Linked DNA regions of Homo sapiens: region 1 is linked to region 2. A link is an interaction called in ENCODE POLR2A ChIA-PET data of the cell type or tissue named here. Cell type or tissue: GM12878. All regions are shown on one strand. Links, peaks and the distances in the headings refer to the core of each region. The heading gives the core; the rest is flanking DNA. Region 1 holds the start of NME4 (NME/NM23 nucleoside diphosphate kinase 4). Region 2 overlaps FAM234A (family with sequence similarity 234 member A).

The links. ChIA-PET counts read pairs that join two places held together with the same protein. Peaks named below come from ENCODE experiments on the same cell type or tissue, not always from the same donor. Only the 100,000 strongest peaks of a DNase experiment are listed, where the experiment ranks them.
Region 1: POLR2A ChIA-PET joins it to region 2 with 5 read pairs; 14 of 35 experiments call an interaction of 5 or more read pairs at or near these places.

What each region holds. Positions count from the first base shown.
Region 1 is chr16:392,598-398,077 of GRCh38, forward strand. NME4 (NME/NM23 nucleoside diphosphate kinase 4) reads left to right here and starts at 4,602. Exons shown (of 5, transcript NM_005009.3): 1 at 4,602-4,716. The coding sequence starts at 4,626. It overlaps LOC100134368 (a long non-coding RNA gene), which reads left to right. Exons shown (of 3, transcript NR_024453.2): 3 at 1-363. RefSeq lists an enhancer at 4,193-4,242 and silencers at 4,533-5,022, 5,163-5,232. In GM12878, for the core only: no CTCF peak of the experiment used is centred there; no DNase peak of the experiment used is centred there; H3K4me3 peaks cover 907 bases; H3K27ac peaks cover 388 bases.
Region 2 is chr16:238,774-244,027 of GRCh38, forward strand. All of the region lies in intron 1 of FAM234A (family with sequence similarity 234 member A), which reads left to right. Among named protein-coding and RNA genes, the nearest start is that of FAM234A, 6.6 kb to the left of the region's middle. In GM12878, for the core only: no CTCF peak of the experiment used is centred there; no DNase peak of the experiment used is centred there; H3K27ac peaks cover 687 bases.

The DNA.
Region 1 (5,480 bases), core at 218-5,217, 150 kb after region 2:
GGGATCTCGCTCTGTTGTCCAGCCTGGAGTGCAGTGGCACAATCACTGCTCACTGCAGCATCAACCTCCTGGGCTCCAGCAATCCTCCTGCCTCAGCCTCCTGCAGATTCACTTCTAAGCCCACCTATGTTGCTTTTGGCCAGAAACATCAGTTCCTTGTCATGGGGGCCTCCGCACAGGGCTGCTCACAACAGGGGAGCTGCTTCTCCCAGGAGGTGGCGGAGCAGCAGCAGCTGCAGTCTTTGGTGACCAGATTGTGAAAGTGACACTCCGTCTCTTTTGCTGTGTCAGAAGTCAGTCACCAGGCATGGTCCACACTCAAGGGGTAGGCATTACACAAGGAAATGAACTGGGTTTTGCTTTTCTTGTTGAGTTACGAGAGTTCTTTTTTGTTTTGTTTTGAGACAGGGTCTCATTCTGTTGCCCAGGCTGAGTGCAGTGGTGCGATCACAGCTCAATCCAGCCTGGACCTCTTGGGCTCAAGCAATCTTCCCACCTCAGCCTTCCCGGTAGCTGGAAATACAGGCGCACACCAACACGCCCCGCTAATTTTTTATTTTTTTGTAGAGACAGGTTTCACTATGTTTCCCAGGCTGGTCTCAAACTCCTGGCCTCAAGTGATCCTCCAACCTCTGCCTCCCACAGTGCTAAGAGTACAGGTGTGAACCATCCCATCACGCCTGGCCAAGAGAGTTATTTATTTATTTATTTATTGAGACAGAGTCTTGCTCTGTCTACCAGCCTGCAGTGCCATAACACAATCTCAGCTCACAGCAACCTCCGCCTCCCAGGGTCAAGCAATTCTCCTGCCTCAGCCTCCCAAGTAGCTCGGATTACAGGCACCTGCCACCAGGCCCGGCTAATTTTATATTTTTAGTAGAGACAGGGTTTCTCCATGTTGGTCAGGCTGGTCTCAAACTCCCAACCTCAGGTGATCCACCCGCCTCAGCCTCCCAAAGTGCTGCGATGACAGGCATGAGCCACCTCGTCCGGCCCAGCATAATTTTTTTTTTCTTTTTTTAAGATGGAGTCTTGTTCTGTCACCCAGGCTGGAGTGCAAGGGCACGATCTCAGCTCACTGCAACCTCTGCCTCCCGGGTTCAAGGGATTCTCCTGCCTCAGCCTCCCGAGTAGCTGGGATTACAGGTGCATGCCACCACACCCAGCTAATTTTTTGTATTTTTAGTATAGACAGGGTTTCGCCATGTCGGCCAGTCTGGTCTCGAACTCCTGACCTCAGGCGATACACCCACCGCAGCTTCCTAAAGTGCTGGGATGACAGGCGCGAGCCACTGCGCCCAGTCTCAGCATGTTTTTAATGTGCAAAATAAAATACAAGGAAATAAAAATATAAAAAACTATACTGAAATAAATTATCAAAATATTGTAGGCCAGGCCGGGCGCAGTGGCTCACACCTGTAATCCCAGCACTTTAGGAAGCTGCGGTGGGTGTATCGCCTGAGGTCAGGAGTTCGAGACCAGACTGGCCAACATGGCGAAACCCTGTCTATACTAAGAATACAAAAAATTAGCTGGGTGTGGTGGCGAGCACCTGTAATCCCAGCTACTCGGGAGGCTGAGGCAGGAGAATTGCTTGAACCCAGGAGGTGGGGGTTGCAGTGAGCTGAGATCATGCCCTTGCACTCCAGCCTGGGCAACAGAGTAAGACGATGTCTCACCAACAAACAAACAAAATATTTTAGGCAGCGGGGCGTGGTGGCTCACACCCGTAATCCCATCACTTTGGGAGGCCAAGGCGGGTTGATCACAAGGTCAAGAGATCGAGACCATCCTGGCCAACATGGTGAAACCCCATCTCTACTAAAAAACAAAAATTAGCCGGGTGTGGTGGCGCGTGCCTGTAATCTCAGCTACTCAGGAGGCTGAGGCAGGAGAATCGCTTGAATTGGGAGGCGGAGGTTGCAGTGAGCCAGGATTACACCACTGCACTCCAGCCTGGCAACAGAGTGAGACTCCATCTCAAAAACAAAAACAAAAACAAAAACAAAATATTTTAGGCCAAGTGCGGTGGCTCAGGCCTGTTTTCCTAGTTACTGGGGAGGCTGAGGCAGGAGGATCGCTTGAGGCTGGGAGGTGAAGGCTGCAGTTGAGCTATGACTGCACCACTGCACTCCAGCCCAGGTGACAGAACGAGACCCTGTTGCTAAAAAAACAAAAATAAAACATTAAAAAATGTACGATATAGTGGCCGGGCGCGGTGGCTCATGCCTGTAATCCCAGCACTTTGGGAGGCTGAGGCGGGCAGATCACAAGGTCAGGAGATCGAGACCATCCTGGCTAACATGGTGAAACCCCGTCTCTACTAAAAATACAAAAAAAAAAAAAAATTAGCCAGGCGTGGTGGCAGGCGCCTATAGTCCCAGCTGGAGGCTGAGGCAGGAGGATGGCGTGAACCCGGGAGGCGGAGCTTGCAGTGAGCCGAGATCGCGCCACTGCACTCCAACCTGGGTGACAGAGTGAGACTTCGTCTCAAAAAAAAAACAGAGTACGCTATAGTAATATCTGCTTTTTCCTTTTTGCAATAGCTTTATTGGGATACAATTGACATACTATACACTTCACTCATATATTTTTTGTTTATTTACTATTTTTTTTCAAGAGACAGGGTCTTGCTATATTGCCCTGGCTAGTCTCAAACTCCTGGGCTTATGTGATCCTCCTGCCTCAGCTTCCCAAATTGTTGGGATAATAGGCCTGAGCAAGAGTCCAGCCTCTAAAAAGAAAGAAAGTCACTTCTTTATACCATAGTACTGCAAATTCTAGTCAGAGCAACTAGACAAGAAAATAAAATAAAAGGCATTCAGATTGGAAAGAAAGAACTGAAACCGTCTCTATTCCCATATGACATGATGTTTTTTCTTTTCTTTTTTTTTTTTTTTTTGAGACAGAGTCTTGCTCTGTTGCCCAGGCTGGAGTGCAGTGGCATGCTCTCGGCTCATTGTGAGCTCCACCTCCTGGGTTCAAGCCATTCTCCTGCCTCAGCCTCCTGAGTAGCTGGGATTACAGGCATGCACCACCATGTCCAGCTAATTTTTGTATTTTTAGTAGAGACGGGGTTTCACCACGTTGACCAGGCTGGTCTTGAACTCCTGACCTCGTGATCCGCTCGCCTCGGGCTCCCAAAGTGCTGGGATTACAGACATGAGCCAGTGTGCCCCGCTCCATATGACACAATCTTATACAAAGAAATTCCCAAGGAATTAATTAAAAACTATTAGAACTAATAAATGCATTTGGAAGGCTTGCAGGATACAAGATCAATACACAAAGCTCAATTGTTGGCCAGGCGTGGTGGCTCACGCCTGTAATCCCAGCCCTTTGGGAGGCCAAGGCGGGTGGATCACCTGAGGCCACGAGTTTGAGACCAGCCTGGCCAACATGGCGAAACCCCGTCTCTACTAAAAATAAAAAAAAACACCAGCCAGGTGTGGTGGCAAGCTCCTGTAATTCCATCTACTCGGGAGCCTGAGGCAGGATAACTGCTTGAACCTGGGAGGCGGAGGCTGCAGTGAGCAGAGATATGCCATTATTGCACTCCAGCCTGGGCAACAAGAGCGACACTCTGTCTGAAAACAAACAAACCTCAATTGTCTGTTATACACTTGCAATGGACAATTCAAATAAGAAAACAATTCCATTCACAATAGCAGCAAAAAGAACAGGCTTTTTCAAGACTCATTAAGTAAGTTCTAGCAGTGGGAGACCTAACCATTTCAAATAGTAGCATGCTGTGCTATCTACCCAAATATTACCGTACCTGTGAATTCTGTTGGTGACAAAGTCACAGGCCCTGCAACTATGAATGTGGCTTCTTCCTTATATCCGCAATTGAATGAATTAGAGGAATGCAGTCACATCAGAGGCCATTTGAGAATAAAGGTCGGATTTTTCCCCATTCAAATTCACAGACCAGGCTCACATCTGTAATCCCAGCACCTTGGGAAGCCAAGGCAGGAGGATTTCTTGATCCCAGGAGTTTGAGACCAGCATGGGCAACATAGGGAGGCCCCATCTCTACAAAAAATTAAAATATTAGCTGGTTGTGGTGGCGCGGGTCTGTAGTCCCGCCTACTCGTCCTGGCCGCAGAGTCAGCGTCTCCGGAGCGCCTCCTTCTCCCGCCCTGGGGCTCACGTGGGAATTTCACCCTCCATTGGAGGGGGCTCAGACCAGGGCTTCTAGACCTCCTTTTGGTCCGTGAATTTATTTTTGAGACAGAGTCTTGCTCTATTGCTCAGGCTGGAGTGCAGCGGTGCAGTCACAGCTCACTGCAGCCTCAATCTCCTGGGCTCACGCGATCCTCCTGCCTCAGCCTCCCGAGTGGGCCTTCCTCCGTGGGAAAGCGTTAAAACGATAGTTAACGGTTGCGTCGGTGTAAAGACGAATGCAATTCGAGAAGGATTCATTATTATTTTGTTTTTTCTTCTGATTTTTAACAGAAATTGGCGTTGAACATTTCCCCCGTGAGCGCCGGGCCACGGGGGTCCGGGGCGGCGGGGGGCTCCGGGGCGGCGGGGGGCTCCCGGGCGGGCGGGGGCGGGTCTCGGGCTGGCACCGCCCTCCGCGCCCGCTCCTCGCGCTCACAGCGGCCCGCGGGCCGGGCGTCATGGGCGGCCTCTTCTGGCGCTCCGCGCTGCGGGGGCTGCGCTGCGGCCCGCGGGCCCCGGGCCCGAGCCTGCTAGTGCGCCACGGCTCGGGTGAGTGGGGCCGCGCGCCCCGGCGGGGACGCGGAGGGGAGGAAGGGGCGCGCGCCGCTCGGCCTTTGTGCGCGCACGTGCGGGCTGGGGTCCGACTCCCCCAGAGGCCTCGGGGCGCGGGCTGCGGGGTCCGTCCGAGTTGGGGAAGGCGCCGGCTCGCACCCGCACGCCCCTCCAGTGCCCGTCCGGCTCTGCGGCTCCTTCTCGCCTCCCCAGGCCCCAGGCTGCAGGCGCCCGGCGAGTTGGCAGCCTGGGCGGGTCCGGGGCGACCGAGGGCCCGGGAGCGCAAGGAAGGCAGAGGCCGGCTGCAGCACTGGGCGGGGAGGGGGTCTCCCGGCCGGGGTGGGGGTGGGGGTGTGGGGGGGTGAGGGAGTCGGGGGGTGGGGGTGGGGGTGTGGGGGGGTGAGGGAGTCGGGGGGTGGGGGTGGGGGGAGCCGCTCCGCTGGGGCGTTCGCTGAAGGCCAAGTTAGGCCAGAATCTGACTGGGACGTCAGGCCCCAAGTCCCCGGCCCCGCCGCTGCCCGGCCCCCCCAGCTGCCACCTCACAGGACGATCCATGTCCCAGGGCTCCCTCCATCGGCTCTGAAAAGTGAGCCGCCGCCTGCAATGCCCGCACCAGCCGCAGCAGAGCCCCAGGCTACACAAGGCGCCCTGCAAACTGGGTTTTGGGGGAACAAACCAACCAGGGGGTCTTCCTCCCGTGGGCTTCAGCCGCCTGCTGGGGTTAACTTTTCCTCCTGGCCTGGCGGAGCCCCTTTGGCTCT
Region 2 (5,254 bases), core at 255-5,254:
AAAAAAAAAAAAAGAAAAAAAAAATCCCTGGCTGGGCGTGGTGGCTCAAGCCTGTAATCCCAACACTTTGGGAGGCTGAGGTGGGTGGATCACGAGGTCAGGAGATCGAGACTATCCTGGCTAACATGGTGAAACCCCATCTCTACAAAAAAAAAAAAATTAGCCGGGTGTCATGGCACGTGCCTGTAGTCCCAGCTACTCAGGAGGCTGAGGCAGGAGAGTTGTTTGAACCCAGGAGGCGGAGGTTGCGGTGAGCTGAGATCGCTCCGCTACACTCCAGCCTGGGCGACAGAGCGAGCCTACGTCTCAAAAATAAAAAAAAAATACCATCCTGGCTAACACAGTGAAACCCCGTCTCTACTAAAAAATACAAAAAATTAGCCGGGCATAGTGGCGGGCACCTGTAGTCCCAGCTACTCGGGAGGATGAGGCAGGAGAATCGCTTGAACCCAGGAGGCAGAGGTTGCAGTGAGCTGAGATTGCACCACTACATTCCAGCCTGGGCGACAGAGCAAGACTCTGACTCAAGAAAATAAAAATAAAAATAAATAAAAATTGTGCCGGATGCGGTGGCTCACGCCTGTAATCCCAGCACTTTGGGAGGCTGAGGTGGGTGGATCACGAGGTCAGGAGATCGAGTCCATCCTGGCTAACGTGGTGAAACTCCGTCTCTACTAAAAATACAAAAAAAACTAGTCGGACGTGGTGGCGGGCACCTGTAGTCCCAGCTACTCGGGAGGCTGAGGCAGGAGAATGGCATGAACCCAGGAGGCGGAGCTTGCAATGAGTGGAGATTGCGCCACTGCACTCCAGCCTGGGTGACACAGCTAGGCCCCGTCTCAAAAAAAAAAAAAAAAAATTAACACTAATTTGTGGGGGAGTTGCAGGAAATCTGCCTTGGAATTCAGGAGAAAGGCTTACTCCATGGTATTTTCTGGACAGACTACAAAACTTATTCTGTGTAATAGTTGCCTATCAGCTGTTCGCCCTCAACTTATTTTTAGGAGGCATTGTGAGCCCTTCTCAAGTACTGTAAAAGTTTTTCAGTTCTGCAAAGGAAAGGAACTTGTGTTTGGGCTTTTGAGTGCTGACTGCATGTGCTGTGATACTTTTGCCTTTGTCATGGAACCATGATCTTTAAAGTGGTTCTGGAAAAATGGTTATGGGCCTGTTCTTTGTCTTGAGATTATTCTTGGTGGAGAGAGAAATAGCTGCTTGCTGTAAACAACTGGACACAGTAGCTGTCCTTGTCTGACATCTGCTTTGCTCAGCTGAAACATCTGCCTCATTGGCTGTTGTGGGTGTCTCTGAAGCTCATGTTGAATTGCTGTCAAATGCCCAGCGTGTTCTTGGTGGTGACACAGCCACATTGTGTAAATACATTTCTTAAGTCATTTGTGTGTATAGCAGCTGGATTTGGGGACAAGCATTTGGGCACACTCGCTACAAGATTGGTTAGTGATTATGGATGATGAAGTCTGTCGGAAAATTCAGATCTTGATTGTGAGTTATCTTACTTGTCTTTTAAGTTCTCTTTCATCCATTTGGCTCAGGGGACACAGCAGACATCTTCCTGGCCTTAAATAGCTTTCTTTCTGCCAGGTAAGAGAAGTATGATGAGTGCTTTGAAAGAAAAATACTGAGTTCTCTGGGGTGGAGTGTGGTTAACCAGGGTCAGTGGGGGTCACCCCAAACTTATTTAAGGCTTGAGCCGCTGCATCTGGGTGTATTTTTTTTTTTTTTTTTGAGACAGAGTCTTGCTCTTGTTGCCAAGGCTGGAGTACAATGGTGCGATCTCAGCTCACTGCAACCTCTGCCTCCTTGGTTAAAGCGATACTCCTGCCTCAGCCTCCCTAGTAGCTGGGACTACAGGCGCGTGCCACCACGCCGGCTAATTTTTGTACTTTTAGTAGAGATGGGGTTTCACAATGTTGGCCAGGTTGGTCTCGCACTCCTGACCTCAAGTGATCCAGCCGCCTAGGCCTCCTAAAGTGCTGAGATTACAGTTGTGAGCTACCACACCCAGCTGGGCTTATTATTTTTAATCCATTGACAAAATCTTTTCAGTTTCTGTTTCTAACTGGTGAAACTAGATAGTAACATTAATCTATAATCATAGTTTTCCTCTAAATATTAACTAAATATTTTATCCATTTAAAACACTGTTTTCTTCTCTTTTTTTTGAGACAGGGTCTTGCCCTGTTGCCTAGACTGGAATGCAGTGGTGTGATCTCCGCTCACCTCCCAGGCTCAAGGGAACCTCAGTCTCTCGCACAGCTGGGACTAGAGGCACATACCACCATACCCGGCTAGTTTTTGTATTTTTTTGTGGAGGTAGGGTTTTGTCATGTTGCCCAGGCTGGTCTCGAACTCCTGCGCTCGAGTGATCTTCCTGCCTCCTGCTGTAGCCTCCCGAAGTTGCTGGGATTACAAATGTATGCTACTGTGCCTAGCCTTAAAACACTTATCTTGACCGCAGAGGAGGTCTACACAAAAAGAAAGAAAAAAAAAAAGCTGTCTGCTTCAGGCTGGGCACGGTGGTTCACACCTGTCATTCTAGCACTTCGGGAGGCAGAGGTGGGAGGATCACATGAACCCAGGAGTTACAGAGGAGCCTGGGCAACATAGTGAGGCTCTCATTTCTACAAAAAATTTAAAGATTAGCTGAACAAAAATTAGCTGGTGCATGCCTGTGCTCCCAGCTACTGGGGAGCCTGAGGCGGGAGGATCTCTTGAGCCCGGGGATTCAAGGCTGCAGTGAGCCATGATTGCACCACTTCATTCCAGCCTGGGCAACAGAGCAAGACCCTGTGTCAAAAAAAAAAAAGTTTTCATCAAATTTCTGCAATTAAAAAAATTAGAGGCCGGGCGCGGTGGCTCAGGCCTGTAATCCCAGCACTTTGGGAGGCCGAGGCGGGCGGATCACGAGGTCAGCAGATCGAGACCATCCTGGCTAACACAGTGAAACCCCATCTCTACTAAAAATACAAAAAATTAGCCGGGCTTGGTGGCGGGCACCTGTAGTCCCAGCTACTGGGGAGGCTGAGGCTTGAAACCAGGAGGCGGAGGTTGCAGTGAGCCAAGATTGCACCACTGCACTCCAGCCTGGGCGACAGAGCGAGACAACGTCTCAAAAAAAAAAAAAAAAAAGGCAATTAGAATGAGACTTTTGTTTTTATTTTCTGTTCTCTGTGACTCAGTAAACTTCTTAGAGAAAGAACTCTTGGAGAAAAGGGAGAGACCTGTCACTTCCTTTCTGCATGGACTGTGGTATTCCTGCCCCACCCCTGCCGAAATGTTAATGAGCTGTGCAAACTACTGCTGGATTGTTTTGTTCTTCCCCCTAATCAGAGTTTCCACTCAGGACTGGGTAGCCTGTGGACTCCCTGGAGGACAGATAGGTGTGGCAGCCTCAGTGGCCTAGAGTGGACAGCTGGTTTACCGATAGTCCTTTTTTTTGAGACAGAGTCTTGGTCTATCACCCGGGCTGGAGTGCAGTAGTACGATCTTGGCTCACCACATCCCCTACCTCCCAGGCTGAAGTGATTCTCGTGCTTCAGCCTTCCCAGTAGCTGAGACTATAGGCAGACACCAACATACCCACCTAATTTTGTATTTTTAGTAGAGTCGGGGTTTCACCATGTTGGCCAGCCTGGTCTTGAACTCCTGTCCTCCAGTGATCTGTCCACCTCGGCCTCCCAAAATGCTGGGTTTATAGGCACGAGTCACCGCGGGCTTACTGATAGTTCTGTAGGCCAGGGGAATAATCCGTTTGAATAACCATATATGAGGTATTGTGTTTATCTTTCTTTCTTCAAGTTATTCTTGGTGTCAGCTCCTTTTTTTTTTTTTTTTCTGAGACAGAGTCTCGCTCTGTCGTCCAGGCTGGAGTGCAATGGCGCTATCTCAGCTCACTGCAACCTCTGCCCCCCGGGTTCAAGCGATTCTCCTGCCTCAGCCTCCTGAGTAGCTGGGATTACTGATGCACATCACCACGCCTGGTTAATTTTTTGTATTTTTAGTAGAGATGGAGTTTCACCATGTTGGCCAAATTGGTCTCGAACTCCTGACCTTGCGATCCACCCACCTCAGCCTCCCAAAGTGCTGGGATTACAGGCGTGAGCTACCACGCCCATCCCGTGTCAGGTCTTTTACCTTAATTAATACGTATTGTATTGACAAATTTTCTTTTCTTTCTGAGCCCTCACTTTTTTTTTTTTTTTTGAAACAAGGTCTCACTCTGTTGCCCAAACTGGAATGTAGTGATAATGATCACAGCTCACTGCAGCCTCAACCTCTTGGGCTCAAGCTAACCTCCCACCTCAGCCTCCCAGGTAGCTGGGACTACAAGCACATGCCACTACACCTAATTTTATTTTACTTTTTGTAGAGATGGGGTCTCCCCATGTTGCCCAGACTGGTCTCGAACACCTGGCCTCAAGTCATCCTCCTGCCTCAGCCTCCCAAAGCACTAGGATTATAGGCGTGAACCACCCTGCCCGGCCATGAAGTTAAATTTTTGGTTATTAGCTTGTTGAGTTCTGTTTTCTGTTTTTTTAAATAGCCACATGGCCTGACTCTCTGTGGTCAATGGTATGGATGCTAAAGTAGAGCAAGGACAGTGCCCTGCTCAAGTCTCTCTGACCTGGGTCCATGGGGATTTTCTCTGCCAGTCAGGTTCCTGAAGCTCTGGCTACGGCTCCTGGTATTTTTAATGACCGCAGTAGAGAAAAACATTGGTATCTTCTTGCTGTTGATGAGCAAATCTTTGGACCTGTCTCATGGTGTCTTTATTTGCAAACTGGTTGAATCATGAACTGCCTGGCTTTGGCTGCCTTGCCGTTGTGGCTTTTAATAACTACCCCTATTTCTGGTGGCTCAGTCAAGTTTCCAAAAAGGAAGTCTTACCTGGAGATCCTGTGAAGGAATTCCTGACCAGCTTTTTAATTTTCCAAAGACAGGCCTTATTCGTGTTAAACACACACCCCTTTTCTGTGGCCAGGCCGGTGTGAAAGCATGTGCAGAGGCTGTATAGCAGTAAGAGTTCCCACCCCTTGGGGCATTTTCATTGTCACCACATTGTCTGACTTTGGAGACGACCCCTTTTAAACTCTGGCATTTGCTCAGGTAAGTATTTGGGGAGTATTGTTATAAATGCTGTGCATATCCGTTTTTTCCCCACAGTGGAAAGGAAAATGATTTTTTTTTTTTTTGAGTCGGAGTCTTGCTCTGTCACCCAGGCTGGAGTGCAGTG